Regions from separate parts of the Homo sapiens genome. Here region 2 is linked to region 1. The links are chromatin contacts, found by Hi-C or POLR2A ChIA-PET in ENCODE. All regions are on one chromosome and are shown on one strand. Each heading gives the region's core, a stretch centred on a gene start or an enhancer-like site at or near the end of the contact. The rest is flanking DNA. Distances are from core to core; before and after follow the strand shown. Region 1 has its middle 56 kb from the start of LINC00910. Region 2 holds the start of LINC00910 (long intergenic non-protein coding RNA 910).

Region 1 (7,670 bases), core at 1,595-4,094:
ATATGGACTGTACCGTCCTCTAATAATGATTCTTATCAAGTACATAATGAGTTTAGTAGTAATTCTTTTCAGATCATGACTGTTAAACTTAATCCTCATGAGGAATGGAGAGTTCCCGTCACTACCAAACATAATACAACAAAAGGACTGCTAGACTGTTCAAGTGAACCTACCAGGGAACCTTTTACAGTTGAAACTATTGTATGGAATGATTGTAATGCTCCAAAAGCAGTAGTGTTACAGGGCCTGATTACAGGTGGTTATTGACTGGGCTCCAAGAGGATATTATTGGCTAAATTTTTCCAGCCTAAATGCCAAATATTCTGAGTTCAACTATTTGATAGATTATGTAGAGGAGGGATGGCAGTCCTACAGGCTGAGGGAATGGGTGTCTCCTTACCCATTCAAATGGATGGACAAAGTGATCATTCCTCCTAGACCAAAAGTGATTCATCCTATTGTTACCCCAGAACATCCTGAATTGTGGAAATTGGCTGCTGCCATGACTGGAATTAGGATATGGAATGTAACCTATCAGATCATTCCCACTAATACCAAGACAGACGTATACAAAGTCACCTTGATGTCTGAACAGGTGATACCTAGCAGGAGCTGTGTAAAATCCCCTTATATGCTATTAGTCGGAAATATAATTATCACCCCCCAACAGCCAAACCATAGAATTTGATGATTGCAAATTGTTTACATGTATTCGTGTTACATTTCATCCCATAACAAGTATTCTCCTGGTAAGGGCTAGGGAGGGGGTAAGGATACCGTTTCTTTACACCACCCTTGGGAGTCTTCTCCCTCTATTCATATAGTCAATGAAATCCTTAAAGGAATCCTTAAGAGAACGAAGAGATTCATCTTTACTCTTATTGCAGTCATTGCAGGATTAATTGCTGTCACTGCCACAGCAATGGCAGCTGGAGTTGCTATCCACAACTCTGTTCAGACCACTCAATATGTGGAAGTGTGGCAAAAAAACAAACAAACAAACAAAAACTCCACCAGACTCTGGAATTCTCAGGCTCAAGTTGATCAAATTTGGCTAATCAAATTAATGATCTCCACCAGAGTGTGATATGGCTGGGAGATAGAGTTATGAATTTGCAACACCGTATGCAATTACAATGTGATTGGAATAATTCTGATTATTGCATAATGCCTTATGCTTATAAAAAAGATCAGCATAGCTGGGAAAAAGTCATGAGACATTCAAAGCCTGGGATGATAATCTAACTTAAGATATTTCAAAACTGAAAGAGCAAATTTTGGGGGCCTCACAGGCTCACTTAACTACCGTTCCTGGCTCTCATATTTTTGAGGAAATCACCAAAGTATTATCCGATCTTAATCTTTTTAAACGGATCAAACCCCTTAGAGGTTCACTATTGTCACTAGCATTACTGATATTGGTGTGTTTATGTTGTCTGCTTTTAGTATGCAGATGTCTTCAGGGAGTCCGATGAAAAGCCCAAAGTCAACAAGCAATGATGGCAATGATGATCCTAGTCAATAAAAAGAGGGGAGATTTGGGCAGCTGTGGACGAAGGATTACCCAGGTGCCAAGACAGGAGACTGAAGGCACAAACTGTAGCAGTATAATAAAGAAAATAGTTAGAATAAAGAATACTTACAATACAAATTAGATATAGAGATGATCATGGACAATTATCAATCAATAATGTATAAACATTATTAATCATTAGCTTTTAATATTAGTCTTTGTTGCATTACTAATATAACCTAGGAATAATTGATGGGTGTAGGATCATGTACTGAAGGGACATTGTGAGAAGTGACCTAGAAAGCAAGAGGTGAGCCCTCTGTCATGCCCACATAAGGGCCGGTTGAGGGCTCCTTGGCCAAGCAGTAATGCCAGTGCCTGGGAAGGCACCCGTTACTTAGCAGACCAAGAAAGGGAGTCTCCCTGTTCTTGGAGGAGTCAGGAAACACTCTGCTTCACCACCTCCTTGTGGGAGGCTTTATATTATCCAGGCCTGCCCTGCAGTCATCTGGAGGCCTAAACCCCTCCCCGTGGTGCTGTGCTTCAGTGGTCATGCTCCTTGTCCACTTTCATGTTCCTCCTGTACTCCTGGTTCCTCTTTGAAGTTCATAGTAGATAGTGGTAGAAGAAATAGTGAAAGTCTTAAAATCTTTGAACTTTCTTATAAGTGCCTAGAAGAAAACACTGATGTATGCTGCCTTTCCTCTCTGCTTCAGCTACCTAAAAGGGAAGGGCCCCCTGTCCCATGATCATGTGACTTGCTTGAGCTTATCAATCACTTGGACGTCTCACCCTCCTTACTCTTCCCCCTTTGTCTTGTATGTAATAAATATCAGCGAGCCCAGCCATTCCGGGCCCCTACTGGTCTCTGCGTCTTGGTGGTAATGGTCCCCTGGGCCCAGCTGTTTTCTCTTTATCTCTTTGTCTTGTGTCTTTATCTCTTATAATCTCTCATCTCCATACATGGGTAGAACACCCACTAAACCCTGTAGGGCTGGACCCTACAGGCGGCAAGCTACCCAGGTGCTGAGGCAAGAGACCGAAGGCACAAGATGTTCCAGTATAATAAAATATATAGAATAAGAATAGTTATACTAGAAATAGAATACAGATATGATCATATATGAATATTAATCATTAGTTTGTAGATTTACTCTTTATTCCAATATTATAATAATATCTGTTTTACAATTATAACCTAGAAAAAATTAGGCCATACAGAGATAGGAGCTGAAAGGACACGGTGAGAAGTGACCGGAAGACAAGAGTGTGAGCCCTCTGTCATGCCCGGACAGGGCCACTAGAGGGCTCCTTGGTCTAGCGGTAACGCCAGTGCCTGGGGAGGCACCCGTTACTTAGCAGACTGGTCTAGTGGTAGCGCCAGTGCCTGGGAAGGCACCCGTTACTTAGCAGACCAGGAAAGGGAGAGAGTTAGAGAAGACTCTGCTCCACCACCTCTTGTGGAAGATCTTTGTCAGGCCCACCCGCAGCCATGCCCACAGCCATCTGGAGGCCTAAACGTCTCCCTGTGATGCTGTGCTTCAGTGGTCACGCTCCTTGTTCATTTTCATGTTCCACTCTGTGCACCTAGCCTGGCCTTCTAGACAGCGGTAGCAGAATTAGTGAAAGTATTAAAGTCTTTGATCTTTCCGAGAAATGCATAGAAGAAATAATGACGTAAGCTGTCCCCTCTCTGTCTCCACCTCAGCTACCAAATAGGGAAGGGCCCCTGTCCAGTGGTCACGTGACTCACGTGACCTTACCTATCATTGGAGATGACCTGCACTCCTTACCCTGCCCCCTTGCCTTGTATACAATAAGTAACAGCACAGCCAGGCATTCGGGGCCACTACCGGTCTCCGCGTCTTGGTGGTAGTGTTCACCCGGGCCCAGCTGTCTTTTATTCTATCTCTTTGTTTTGTGTCTTTATTTCTATGATCTATCATCTCCACACACAAGAGAAAACCCCAAAGGCCCTGTAGGGTTGGACCCTACATCTGGCGCCCAACGAGAATTTCTCTCTCGCTGTGTGAAGTTGCACTTTGAGCGTGAAACACAGCAGAGGATTTCAATGACAGATTCCTGAGGATTGAGGTCAATAAGCTTGGTGGTAAGCTTGGGCACTCAGAGTATCCCGGGGACACCAAGGGACAGGCCTGTACTAAGTACTCAGCTTATTTAAATTTTATAAAAACTCTCCTTAAAGAAGGAGTGGTTAAAAGTATCTACTGATAAGTTAATTGAACTGTTTGATGTTGTAGATCTTCTTTGCCCTTGGTTTCCTACTGAGGGAACTTTAGAACTTAAGGATTGGGATGAGATTGGCAGACATTCAAAATTGCTCATAAAGGCGGGCATATTATTCCACCCCCAATTTGGTCAATCTGGGCTTCGGTTCGCTCTGTCCTAGACTCTTTACAGACTCAGGAGGACAACATGGAGACTGATCCCTCTTTCCTCTGAGGAGGCTGAGGAAGTGCTTAGTTCTTTTTCACCTGAGGATACTGCACAGATTGAGGCCATAGTTCTACAGATGGACCTCCACTCTGATATTCCTTTGGTGCCACCACCTACGCCAGAGCCTACCATGCCCCGGTTATCGCTTTATGATGAACTTTTAACTGATCTGAATGAATTTATTTCCCCCAACCAGCAAAATCCAGCTGAAAGATATTATCAACAGCCATCACAGCTGTACCCTCCTACCTTTCCTCAAACTCTCAACTCTCCAGCTATGCAGATAGAAAATGAGATGATGCAGCCTGAAAAAGAGGCTCTAAACTATGTTTTCATGCAGCCTGGTACAGAGGCTCCAATTTCTACACAGCCCGGTGAAGAGGCTCTCAATTCCCTGCCTGGTAATGAGGCCCTGAACCCTATCCCTGTTCAGCCCTGCTGTAGAGCTCTCAACTTCTTGCCTATTCAGCCTGGTAATGAGGCCCTCAACCCTATCTCTGTTCAGCCCCGCTGTGGGGCTCTCAACTTTCTACCAGTTCAGCCCAGTTATGAGGCCCTCAACCCTATCCATATTCAACCTATTTTTCCACCTCTCTCTTCTCGTTCTCTTTTGACAAGTCAGTCTCCCTTGAAGCCTGGACCTCTCTTGGTAAATCAGGCTCCCTTGAAGCCTGGGTCTCTTTCAGAAATCAGGCTCCTTTGAAGCCTGGGTATCTTTTGGCAAATCAGTCTCCCTCGAAGCCTGGGTCTCTTTCGGCAAATCACACTTCCTTGAAGCCTGGGTCTTTTCTGACAAATCAGGCTCCCTTGAAACCTCAGGCTCCCTTGAAGCCTGGTCCACAGTTACTGCGGCAGCCTCAGGCCCATGAAAGACCTGCCCAGCAGGTAATCTCGTCTCATCCTGGCCTACAGGTTCTCAACTCTTCCTCCATTCAAAATTCCAAACTTTTTCCTGCTTCTGGTCCAGTTGCTACTGTGGTGGCCAATACCACCATTGCCGCTCATAAGCAATGAGCTATATACATCCCTGAAAATGACACTCCTTTTATGAGGGCTATAGCTCAGACAAGAGAATATGGGGATCCCGAAGCCTGGCAATTTCCTGTAATTTTACAACCTCCAATACCCGCCGTCCCAGTGGCACAAAATCAGCCACAGCCTGCTGATCCTTCTCAGCAGGCAGCTGATCCCGCAACCCGTCAAGATCAACAGCCTGACAATCAGGCTGCTCAGGAAAATAATCAGGCTCCACAACTGCCTGCCGCTGAGACACAGCCAGTTCCTGATGTTCCAGTAGTTCAGGCAGTAGTTCAACCTGACCCTATACATCCAGGCCAGGTTCAGCTATGTCCCGCTACTTAGGAAAGTTTTTTTTTCTTTTTTTTTTTTTTTTTTTTTTGAGATGGAGTCTCGCTCTGTCTCCCAGGCATGCCCGGCTAATTTTTTTTTTTTTTTTGTATTTTTAGTAGAGACAGACTTTCACCCTGTTAGCCAGGATGGTCTCGATCTCCTGACCTTGTGATCCACCTGCCTGGGCCTCCCAAAGTGCTGGGATTACAGGAGTGAGCCACCGCACCTGGCCAAGTTTTTCTTTTAAATTCCTCAAAGATTTCAAAGAATCTGTGAAGCAGTATGGCACCAACTCCCCTTTTGTCCATTCCAAATTAAAAGCCCTAGCAGAAAATAAACACTTGGTGCCCTATGACTGGGAGATTTTAGCAGTCAGTCTTATCTAAATCTCAATATTTACAATTCAGGACTTGGTGGGTTGATGCTATCCAGGAATGCATTCGTCTTTGGGCTCTAATCCTCCTGTTAATGTTACAGCCGACCAATTACTGGGAATGGGCCAGTGGGCTGCAATTCGAAACCAAACTATACTAAATGATGAGGTTATTGAACAACTGTGGAAATGCTGCTTAGATGCTTGGGACAAGATTCAAGATGATGACAAACTATGCCCATGTTTTACAGCCGTCAGACGGGGACAACATGAACCGTATCCAGACTTTATTGTCCATCTTCAAGACGCAGCAGAAAAAGCTATCCCTGATAGCCAGGGCCAATGACTTGTTATAGAACTTATGGCTTATGAACAAGTAAATCCAGACTGTCAGGTGGCTATTTGCCCCATTAAAGGCAAAATTCCACCAGGGGGTGATGTACTCACCTCATACATTAAAGTCTGTGAAGGCGTGAGGGGAACTCTGCGTACAGCAATGGTCATGGCACAAGCCATGGTCTCTATTCGAATGCCTGGACAATTCCCTGGCAAATGCTTCCTATGCAGCCAATCGGGACATTCTAAAAGAAATTGTCCTTGGCATACAGACCGCTGTTCTTTTCAACACCAACAACCAAAATTTTTTCAACAACAAGCCCCACTTTCTACTATATGCCCACGATGCCAAAAAGGAAATCACTGGGTGGCTCAATGCCATTCAAAATTTGATATTGATGGCAATCCCTTACGGTCACTTCCAGGTAAACGGGAAGAGGGGCCAGCCCTAGGCCCCTCCAAACAATGGGGCATTCCTCAACTCCGAGCCCCTGGCGTCCAGCAAGATGAGCGCCTTGCCAGCCCAATCCATTCAACCTACATCCCAATTCCCACTTCAGCAATTTGTGCCACAGGATCTAATGGCTCTGCCCCAACACGAATCTCAGTACAATGCTTGTCCCCTGCCACCACAGGCTCAGCATCAGTAGATCTCTGTTGTACCAGAGATATTTCTCTGTTACCTGGAGAGCCACCTATTGCTGTTCCCACAGGTGTTTTTGGCCCCTTGCCGACTGGCAGTGTCGGTTTGCTATTTGATCTCTCAAGCCTAAATTTAAAAGGTGTTCAAGTACATACTGGTGTAATTGATTCTGACTATTCAGGTGAAATTCATATTGTCATTAGCTCTGCAGTCCCTTGATATACGGCAGCTGGAGACCGCATTGCTCAGCTTCTTATACTCCCTTACGTTCCTTTAGGATCCAGTTCTTGTACCAGAACTGGAGGTTTTGGTAGCACAGACTATCAGGACAAAGCAGCTTATTGAGCCAGCAAGATTTCTGACACTCGTCCTGTGTGCTCTGTGCATATTCAAGGAAGGAAGTTTGAGGGAATGATTGATACGGGCGCTGATGTCTCCATTATCGCTTTACATCAATGGCCCCGACACTGGCCAAAGGAACACGCGTCCACAGCATTAGTTGGTGTTGGTCAGGCTTCAGAAGTCTATGAAAGTTCTACAATTTTACACTGTACGGGCCCAGAAGAACAGATTGGTACTATTTGCCCCCTCATTACACCCATTCCTGTTAACCTGTGGGGAAGAGAACTTTTACAACAACGAGGGGCACAGATTTCTTTTCCACAAGGCAATTACAGCCAGCAAAGTAAAGACATTATGACAAAAATGGGATTTGTTCAAGTTATGGGCTTAGGGAAATCAGCACAAGGCATCACCGAGCCTATTATACCTACCCATAAATCAGATTTTACGGGACTTGGTTATTCTTTTTAGAAGTGGTCACTATCAAGCCTCCAAATCCCATCCCCTTGACTTGGAAAACTCAGAAACCGGTTTGGGTAAATCAGTGGCCGCTCCCTAAAAATAAGCTGGAGGCACTCCATATTTTGATCCTTGAACAGTTAAAATTGGGACACATCGAGCAATCTTTTTCTATCTGGAATTCACCTGTCTTTGTT
Region 2 (7,670 bases), core at 3,613-6,112, 55 kb before region 1:
AGCTCACTGCAACCTCTATATCCTGGGCTTCAGTGATCCTCCCACCTCAGCCTCCTGAGTAGCTGGGACTTACAGGCTCCCACCACAATACCCAGCTAATTTTTTTTTTTTTTGAGGTGGAGTCTTGCTCTTTCGCCCAGGCTGGAGGGCATGATCTTGGCTCACTGCAACCTCCACATCCCGGGTTCAAGCGATTCTCCTGCCTCAGCCTCCCGAGTAGCTGGGATTACAGGCGTGTGCCACCATGCCCGGCTAATTTTGGTATTTTTAGTAGAGACGGGGTTTCACCACGTTGCTCAGGCTGGTCTCAAACTTGGCTCAAGCAATCTACCTGCCTCGGCCTCTCAAAGTGCTGGGATTACAGGCAAGAGCCACCGTGCTCGGCCTTGGGAAGGTTTTCAAGAGTTCAGTTGCAGCCATGGTGTAATGTCTGCAGGCTATCCATGTGGGGACAAATGTCCAGAGTCCATTTGCTCAGGAGCCTGGAGCTCAGGGGAGGCCTTAGTTGGAGGAGTGGCCTTGGGTGGTCAGTGAGAAAAGAGTCCTGAGATGGGTGGAATTCCCCAGGGAGCAATGGGGTGAGAGGAGGAAAGTGGTTCCATAACACTGTCATGAGCATCTCCACATTCAAGGCAGGGAAATGAAGTGAAAGATGGAGAAGCAGCATCTGGAGAGGTAGAAGGAAAACCATAGGACTTTAAAAGGCCACAAAGCTGCAAGTGCCTGAAGCCAAGGAAAGTAAGAACTTGAGGAAGTAAAAGGGAGTGGCCCTCAGCATCCAAGGACTGAGAGGCCAGAGGGAATTCGGACAGCCTGGGGATGGGGGTTCCCAAGAAGAATGTCTAGGGGTGGCTAGAGAAGGGGGCTGGAGATTTGGAGGAGAGTTATCTCAACAGAGGTGACAGTGCCAAGAAGGGTTCTCTCCAGAAAACGTAGAGTTGAACAAGGACTAAGCTGGCATTGGAGAACTTGCAGGAGACCAAGGGAGCCATCAGGAAAGCAACAGCAGATGGAGGTCACGTCCTTCTGTGACCTTGCAGACAGGCAGTCATAGACCACCCAGGATTAGCCCTTATTGGACACAAAAGGAAACTCACAGGCTCTTAGATATGGGTAAAAGGAGAATACCCCAGTCTCAGCAAGAATGTCAGTCTCAAAGCCAGATTTCATGGCCTGGGTGCCAGGACTTCCTGAGGAGCAGAATGAGGGCCTTGATGGTCGAAAGAGGTGTTATGGGCTCTTGGGACTTGGTGTGCGAAAGGCAATAAGCCTATAGTTCGTGGGGTGGGGGGGCTCCTCTGCCTCCCTGTGGGCTCCGGAGACCACCGAAGACCAGCTGCATCCCCCTGACTGCATCCTTTCAGCATGTGCCACCCTTGGGGAAAGCCACCTGTGAACTATATCAGGATGGTTGTTCTCATTTCCCCCAAAATTTGGAGCCCACTCTGAGGTCTGGCACAGCTCAGAGCTCTAGGGTAACCAACTCTCCCTGATCACCTGGAACTTTGCCAGTTTTAGTTCTCAAAGTCCCATATTCCAGGAAACCCCTAATCCCCTAGCAAACTGGATGGCTGGTTACTCCACTGGGAGCTCAGACCTCCTACTTGACTAGTGAGTTTTGAGGTCACAGGGACCATCCTAAGTTGTGGGACAGAGGGCCTCTGGACTCCTGCAAGAGTCTGCACTCTCCTACCTCTGTCCTGTGCCTGAGGAGTGTGATCATGAAATAGAAAGTGAAAAACATGGTGACAAGTGGAGAGAGAGGGAAGAAGAAAGAAAAAAGCTTCATATTTTACTACATTTTTTCCTTTTAATAGTGATGGTGTCTCACTATGTTGCTCAGGCTGGTCTCAACCTCCTGGGCTCAAGTGATGCTCCCGCCTCAGCCTGCCTAAGTAGCTAAGACCACAGATGCACACCACCATGCCTGGCTAATTTTTATTTATTATTACTATTTATTTTATTTATTTATTTATTTATTTTATTTTTGAGATGGAGTCTCGCTCTGTCACCCAGGCTGGAGTGCAATGGTACCACCTCGGCTCCCTGCAACCTCCACCTCCCAGGTTCAAGCGATTCTCCTGCCTCAGCCTCCCAAGCAGCTGGGACTACAGGCACGCACCACCACGCCCAGCTAATTTCTGTATTTTTAGTAGAGACAGGGTTTCACCATGTTGACCAGGATGGTCTCGATCTCTTGACTTCGTGATCCGCCCACCTCGGCCTCGGCTTCCCAAAGTGCTGGGATTACAGGCGTGAGCCACAGTGCCCAGCCTATTTTTTTTTTTTTTTTTTTTGAGACAGTTTTGCTCTTGTTGCCCAGGCTGGAGTGCAATGGCACCATCTCGCCTCACCACAACCTCCGCCTCCTTGGGTCAAGCAATTCTCCTGCCTCGGCCTCCCCAGTAGCTGGGATTACAGGCATGCGCCACCACACTTGGCTAATTTTGTATTTTTAGTAGAGATGGGGTTTCTCCACGTTGGTCAGGCTGGTCTCGAACTCCCGACCTCAGGTGCTCCGCCCACCTCAGCCTCCCAAAGTGCTGGGATTACAGGCATGAGCCACCATGCCCGGCCTATTATTAGTATTTTGTAGAGACAGGGTATCCCTGTGTTGTTCAGGCTGGTCTTGAATTGCTGGGCTCAAGTGATCTTCCCACCTTGCCCTCCCAAAGTGTTGGGATTACAGGCATGAGCCACCACCCCTGGTGTCCTCTATACTTTTTTTTTTGGTCTTTTTTTTTACAATTTTTATTTTTATTTTTAAAAATTATTTGTAGAGACGAGGTCTTGCTATATTGCCCAGGCTGGTCTCAAACTCTTGGGCTCAAGCAATCTGCCCACCTTGGCCTCCCAAAGTGCTGGAATTACAGGCATGAACCACCGTGCTTGGCCCTCATATACTTTTTTTTTTTTTTGAGACAGAGTCGCACTCTGTCACCCAGGCTGGAGGGCAGTGGCATGGTCTTGGCTCACTGCAACCTCCACCTCCGAGTTCAAGCGATTCTCCCGCCTCAGCCCCCTGAGTAGCTGGAACTACGAGTGCGTGCCATCACACCCAGCTAATTTTATTTTTAGTAGAGATGGGGTTTCACTACATTGGCCAGGCTGGTCTCTGACTCCTGACGTCGTAATCTGCCCTCCTCGGCCTTCCAAAGTGCTGGGATTACAGGCGTGAGCCACCGCGCCTGGCCTTGGCCCTTATATACTTTTATAGTTCCATTTTTTTCACTTTGAAATCTTTGGCCCACTTGGCATTTATCTTGGTGTATGGTGAGTGAACCGTGATTGTAACACTGCACTCCAGCCTGGACAACAGAGGGAAACCTTGTCTCAAAATATAGATAGATATGGCCAGGCGCGGTGGATCATGCCTGTAATCCCAGCACTTTGGGAGGCCGAGGCACGCGGATCACGAGGTTAGGAGATGGAGACCATCCTGGCTAACACGGTGAAACCCCGTCTCTACTAAAAATACAAAAAATCAGTCCGGTGTGGTGGCACGCACCTGTAGTCCCAGCTACTTGGGAGGCTGACGCAGGAGAGTCGCTTAAACACGGGAGGCGGAGGTTGCAGTGAGCTGAGATAGCGCCACTGCACTCCAGCCCGGGCGACAGTGCGAGACTCCGTCTCAGAAAAAAGAACAGATAGATAGATAGATAGATAGATAGATAGACAGACAGACAGACAGGCCAGGCGCAGTGGCTCACGCCTATAATCTCAGCACTTTGGGAGGCCGAGGTGGGTGGCTGCCATATTGCACTTCACAGGGTAATAGAATGGAGATGACAATGACTCGGTGGAGACTGGGGTAAAGTGAAATGAGGGAAACACTTGCTGAGAGGTTAAAAAAAAAAATAAGGGGGCACCAAAAGACTCAGCAATCCAGATAAATGGCTTGATTATCTTATAATCGAGATAAGATATATTGCATTGAACTATTATTTATTTTGATTACTGAAGGGTTCTGGAGGATCACCCCCTGAAATTCGAACCTAGAGGAATGACCTCACCCTAATCCTGGCCGTGGCTAATAATAACGCCCATCTCTTAGGGCTGTCGAGTGAACTAAAAGAGATAATGCACGTAGAGCCCTCGGACCCGAGGCTGGCATTGGGAAAGGCACAGTTTATATTTTTTGACCTGGTTGTTCACCAGGCAATCCCTGCCATCCGGCTTTCCATCCTGCAGGGGGAGCATGACTGACTGAGTGTCACTATCGGATCTATGATACCTTCTTGCTTTTCTGAAATCAAATAAAAGAGCCATAAACTCTCATCTCAACTGTTGTGTTAGGAAGGAGGACGGGAATGGTAAATGCTGACGCTACAGGCGGCAGTCTGTGCCTCAGAGAGAAAATTTATCCCAACCTTGCTGGGGGCCTTGACGCCCATCTTCCTCCAGAGCACCCCGACAGTCACCCCGCCCTCTGGTGTCCTCCCACCCCGAGCCCGATCTTCCCCCTTCACGCCTGCCCCGGGCCAATAGCCTCCTAACTGCGTCCTCTCTGATTGCGTGTGTCGTGCTCATTACGCCCTATCCGTCGTTTCTTCGCTCCACAAACGTTTACTGAGCGCCTTCAACTTGCCAGGCACTAATTAGACTAGCGCAGAGAAACGGGGATAAGTACTGATGAGGGTCCCAGCCCTCAGCGATCGGATTTCAGAGGGGGAGATAAAGGACTGCCCAGAAGGGTGGTGAGTGGAGTAGTTGATATAAACAACGAGGTGCGATGAAATACACAGGAGGGCTGCTAATCACATATGGGGTGGGTGCCGAGGGCCCTTAATTAAGGGAGGCTTCCTGGACGGGTGACACCCAAGCGGAGTCCTGACGACCCGCGTCAGAAGTAGTCAGGCGAGGAGGAGGGTAAAGGAATCCACGTCCCAAGCAGAGAAGCAGCTTTCCCTACACAGCACAGGACACGGTCCGCGCACAGAAGCCGCAGGAGACGCAGGCACAGGGGCTGGGGAGAATCCTTGCTGGGCCCTCGCCGTCCATGCGCCGCCTCCCTCTGCCCGGTGTCTGGTGTCAGCCTCCTGCCTGGCAGAGGAACTCCAGCCCCTGCTCCCCGAAGCTCCTCCAGGCCTTCTGCTTCCCTGACTCGGAATGGGCCCGCTGTCCAGTGGGTACAAGGCTGGTCTCCCCGCCCACTGGTGACGACGTAAAGATCCAGCTCAGCCTGGTTTCCCCTGGTGATGATATCTTGCGACTCGTCTTTCTCCAGGAAAACAGGGACCGCTCTCCGCCTACAGGTCTCTTCCACAGACCTATCTTGTTTTCACCCCCTGTCTCTTTTGGTTCAGTCTTTTCGCTCATACAAACAAGGAAGTCGCCCCTAGCCCAGCCGCGGCTCCTTAGCTGGAGGCGGGCCCGGGGGTGGAGTCAACCGCGGTGGCCACGCCTCCTGGGAAAGGGCAGGGCATGCAAATTCGAAATGAAAGCCCGGAAACCCCGGAACTAGAACTGGTGTAAGATTTCTCTTGGTTTTTGTGTTGTTGTTGTTGTTTTGTTGTTGTTTTGAGACAGAGTCTCGCTCTGTCGCCCAAGCTGGAGTGCAGTGGCGCGATCTCGGTTCACTGCAACCTCCGCCTCCCGGGTTCAAGTGATTCTACTGCCCAGCCTCCCTAGTAGCTGGGATTACAGGCGCGCGACACCACGCCTGACTAATTTTTGTTTTTTTGTTTTTGTTTTTTTTTTAGATGGAGTCTCACTCTGTCGCCCAGGCTGGAGTGTAGTAGCGCAATCTTGGCTCACTGCAACCTCGGACTCCCAGGTTCAAGAGATTCTCCTGCATCAGCCTCCCAAGTAGCTGGGACTACAGGCACGTGCCACCACGCCCGGCTAATTTTTGTATTTTTAATAGAGACGGGGTTTCTCCGTGTTATCCAGAATGGTCTCGATCTCCTGACCTCGTGATCCACCTGCCTCGGCCTCCTAAAGTGCTGGGATTACAGGCGTGAGTCACCGCGCCCGGCACGCCCGGCTAATTTTTTTGTATTTTTAGTAGAGATGGGGTTTCACCGTGTTCCCCAGGCTGGTCTCGAGCTCCTGAGTCGAGACGGGATTTCTCCGTGTTTGCCAGAATGGTCTTGATCTCCTGACCTTGTGATCCACCCGCCTCGGCCTCCCAAAGTGTTAGGATTACTGGCGTGAGCCACTGCGCCCGGCAGATTTTTCTTTTAAAACGTGGAGAATAAGAAATCAGCCCGAGTGTGTAATGGCGTCAATATTGGTGTGGACAAGACAAAGTGAATGAGGCAAGGAGCGAGGCTGGGGCTCTCACCGCGTCTTGAATGTAGATGAGAGTGGGACGGTGATGGCAGGGAGGAAGGCGACGACATCTCTTCTCGTCCTTTTGGCTAAGATCAAGTGTAGTATCTGTTCTTATCAGTTTAATATCTGATACGTCCTCTATCAGAGAACAATTATATTAGATAGATTTTTGGAGCAGGGAGATGAAATAGGAGCTTGCTCTGTCCACTCCACGCGTCGACCTGGTATTGCAGTACCTCCAGGAATGGGGCTCCCTCTCCTGGGATACAACCTGTTTGCAAGGTTAGAAAGAAAAGACTGCGCCGGGTAGTTTAGGATAGTTGGTAGGTTTTCTTACTCCTTTAAGTATCATAAGGTTCATGATTTATGGAGAGTATCCTAGGACCCAAAACAAGAATATTCATTTCCAAGTAGGGAACATGTTCGACTTTACTTGGAGGGCTTTAAATCTCAGCTTGGCTGTGGAGGGGTGATGACCTTTCAAAGGGATGGATTCCAGTGGTGTGTTGCCCAGGCTGGACTTCAACTTACTCTGTTTGTTTGTTTGTTTTTTGTTTTTGAGATGGAGTTTAGCTCTTGGTACCCAGGCTGGAGTGCAACGGCACCATCTCGGCTCACTGCAACCTCTGCCTCCCGAGTTCAGGCAATGCTCCTGCCTCAGCCTCCCGAGTATCTGGGATTACAGGCACCCGCCACCATGCCCAGCTAATTTTTGTATTTTTAGTAGAAACGGGGTTTCACCATGTTGACCAGGCTGGTCTCGAACTCCTGACCTCAGGTGATCCACCTGCCTGGGCCTCCCAGATTGCTGGGATTACAGGTGTGAGCCACTACGCCCAGCTGAACTTCCTCTTCAGCCCATGGAGTAGTTCTACTTTAAGGCAGGCACCAATGTACTGGCTACAAACTTCCTTTTTTCCCCAGGAAAAATCGAGGCACAGGTAGTTTAAGTTACCGAGGAATGCACAGGAGCAGAACTCGAGTCCAAGCATCGTGGCTCCACCCTTCATGCTTGATGCTTTTTTAGGCTCTGTTCTAGGTATGTGTATCCTTTACGGGATCAGCCACCGGCAGTTGCCTTGCAACCATGATGACAAATCTCTCCCAGCTTTTTTGGGTCTCATCCCTGTATCTATAAATTGCATCCCAGCATAAAGATCAGAATGTGTCTTTTGCTGACCCAATCTCTCACCCTTTCCAAACTCCAGAAATCTTGTCTGGCCTTGGCAAAACTACCCGCTGCTTCTTTCTCTAAAGGATATCTTCAGTCCGGGCACTGTGGCTCATGCCTGTAATCCCAGCACTTTGGGAGGCCCAGGTGGGAGGATGGCTTGAGCCCAGGAGGCCACAGTGAGGTGAGATCACGCCATTACACTCCAGCCTAGGCGGCAAAG

The links. A loop is a pair of places that touch in the nucleus more often than their neighbours do. ChIA-PET counts read pairs that join two places held with the same protein, here RNA polymerase II (POLR2A). Pooled maps may share reads with other maps.
Region 2: a map of B cell shows a loop between it and region 1 (13-fold over the local background). The contact joins the promoter of LINC00910 here to the enhancer-like site in region 1. A Hi-C loop is called at or near these places in 4 of 168 maps with a recorded cell type or tissue (B cell, CD8-positive, alpha-beta T cell, mammary epithelial cell and 1 more), 3 of 37 single-sample maps with no recorded cell type and 13 of 50 pooled maps. POLR2A ChIA-PET finds 5 or more read pairs at or near these places in 14 of 52 experiments (CD4-positive, alpha-beta memory T cell, HEK293, MCF 10A and 8 more).

The regions. Positions count from the first base shown.
Region 1 is chr17:43,329,530-43,337,199 of GRCh38, reverse strand. No RefSeq gene overlaps it. Among named protein-coding and RNA genes, the nearest start is that of LINC00910, 56 kb to the left of the region's middle. Within about 2 kb of position 2,844, at least 12 of the 41 ENCODE cell types and tissues checked have a DNase peak (open chromatin) inside an H3K27ac peak, as active enhancers do; they include OCI-LY7 and transverse colon, where a contact is called at or near this core.
Region 2 is chr17:43,386,090-43,393,759 of GRCh38, reverse strand. It overlaps LINC00910 (long intergenic non-protein coding RNA 910), which reads left to right and starts at 4,862. Exons shown (of 6, transcript NR_027412.1): 1 at 4,862-5,471. It also overlaps the pseudogene RNU2-4P. RefSeq lists enhancers at 3,982-4,735, 5,053-5,282, 4,736-5,489, 5,780-6,295, 6,296-6,811 and a silencer at 4,845-5,139.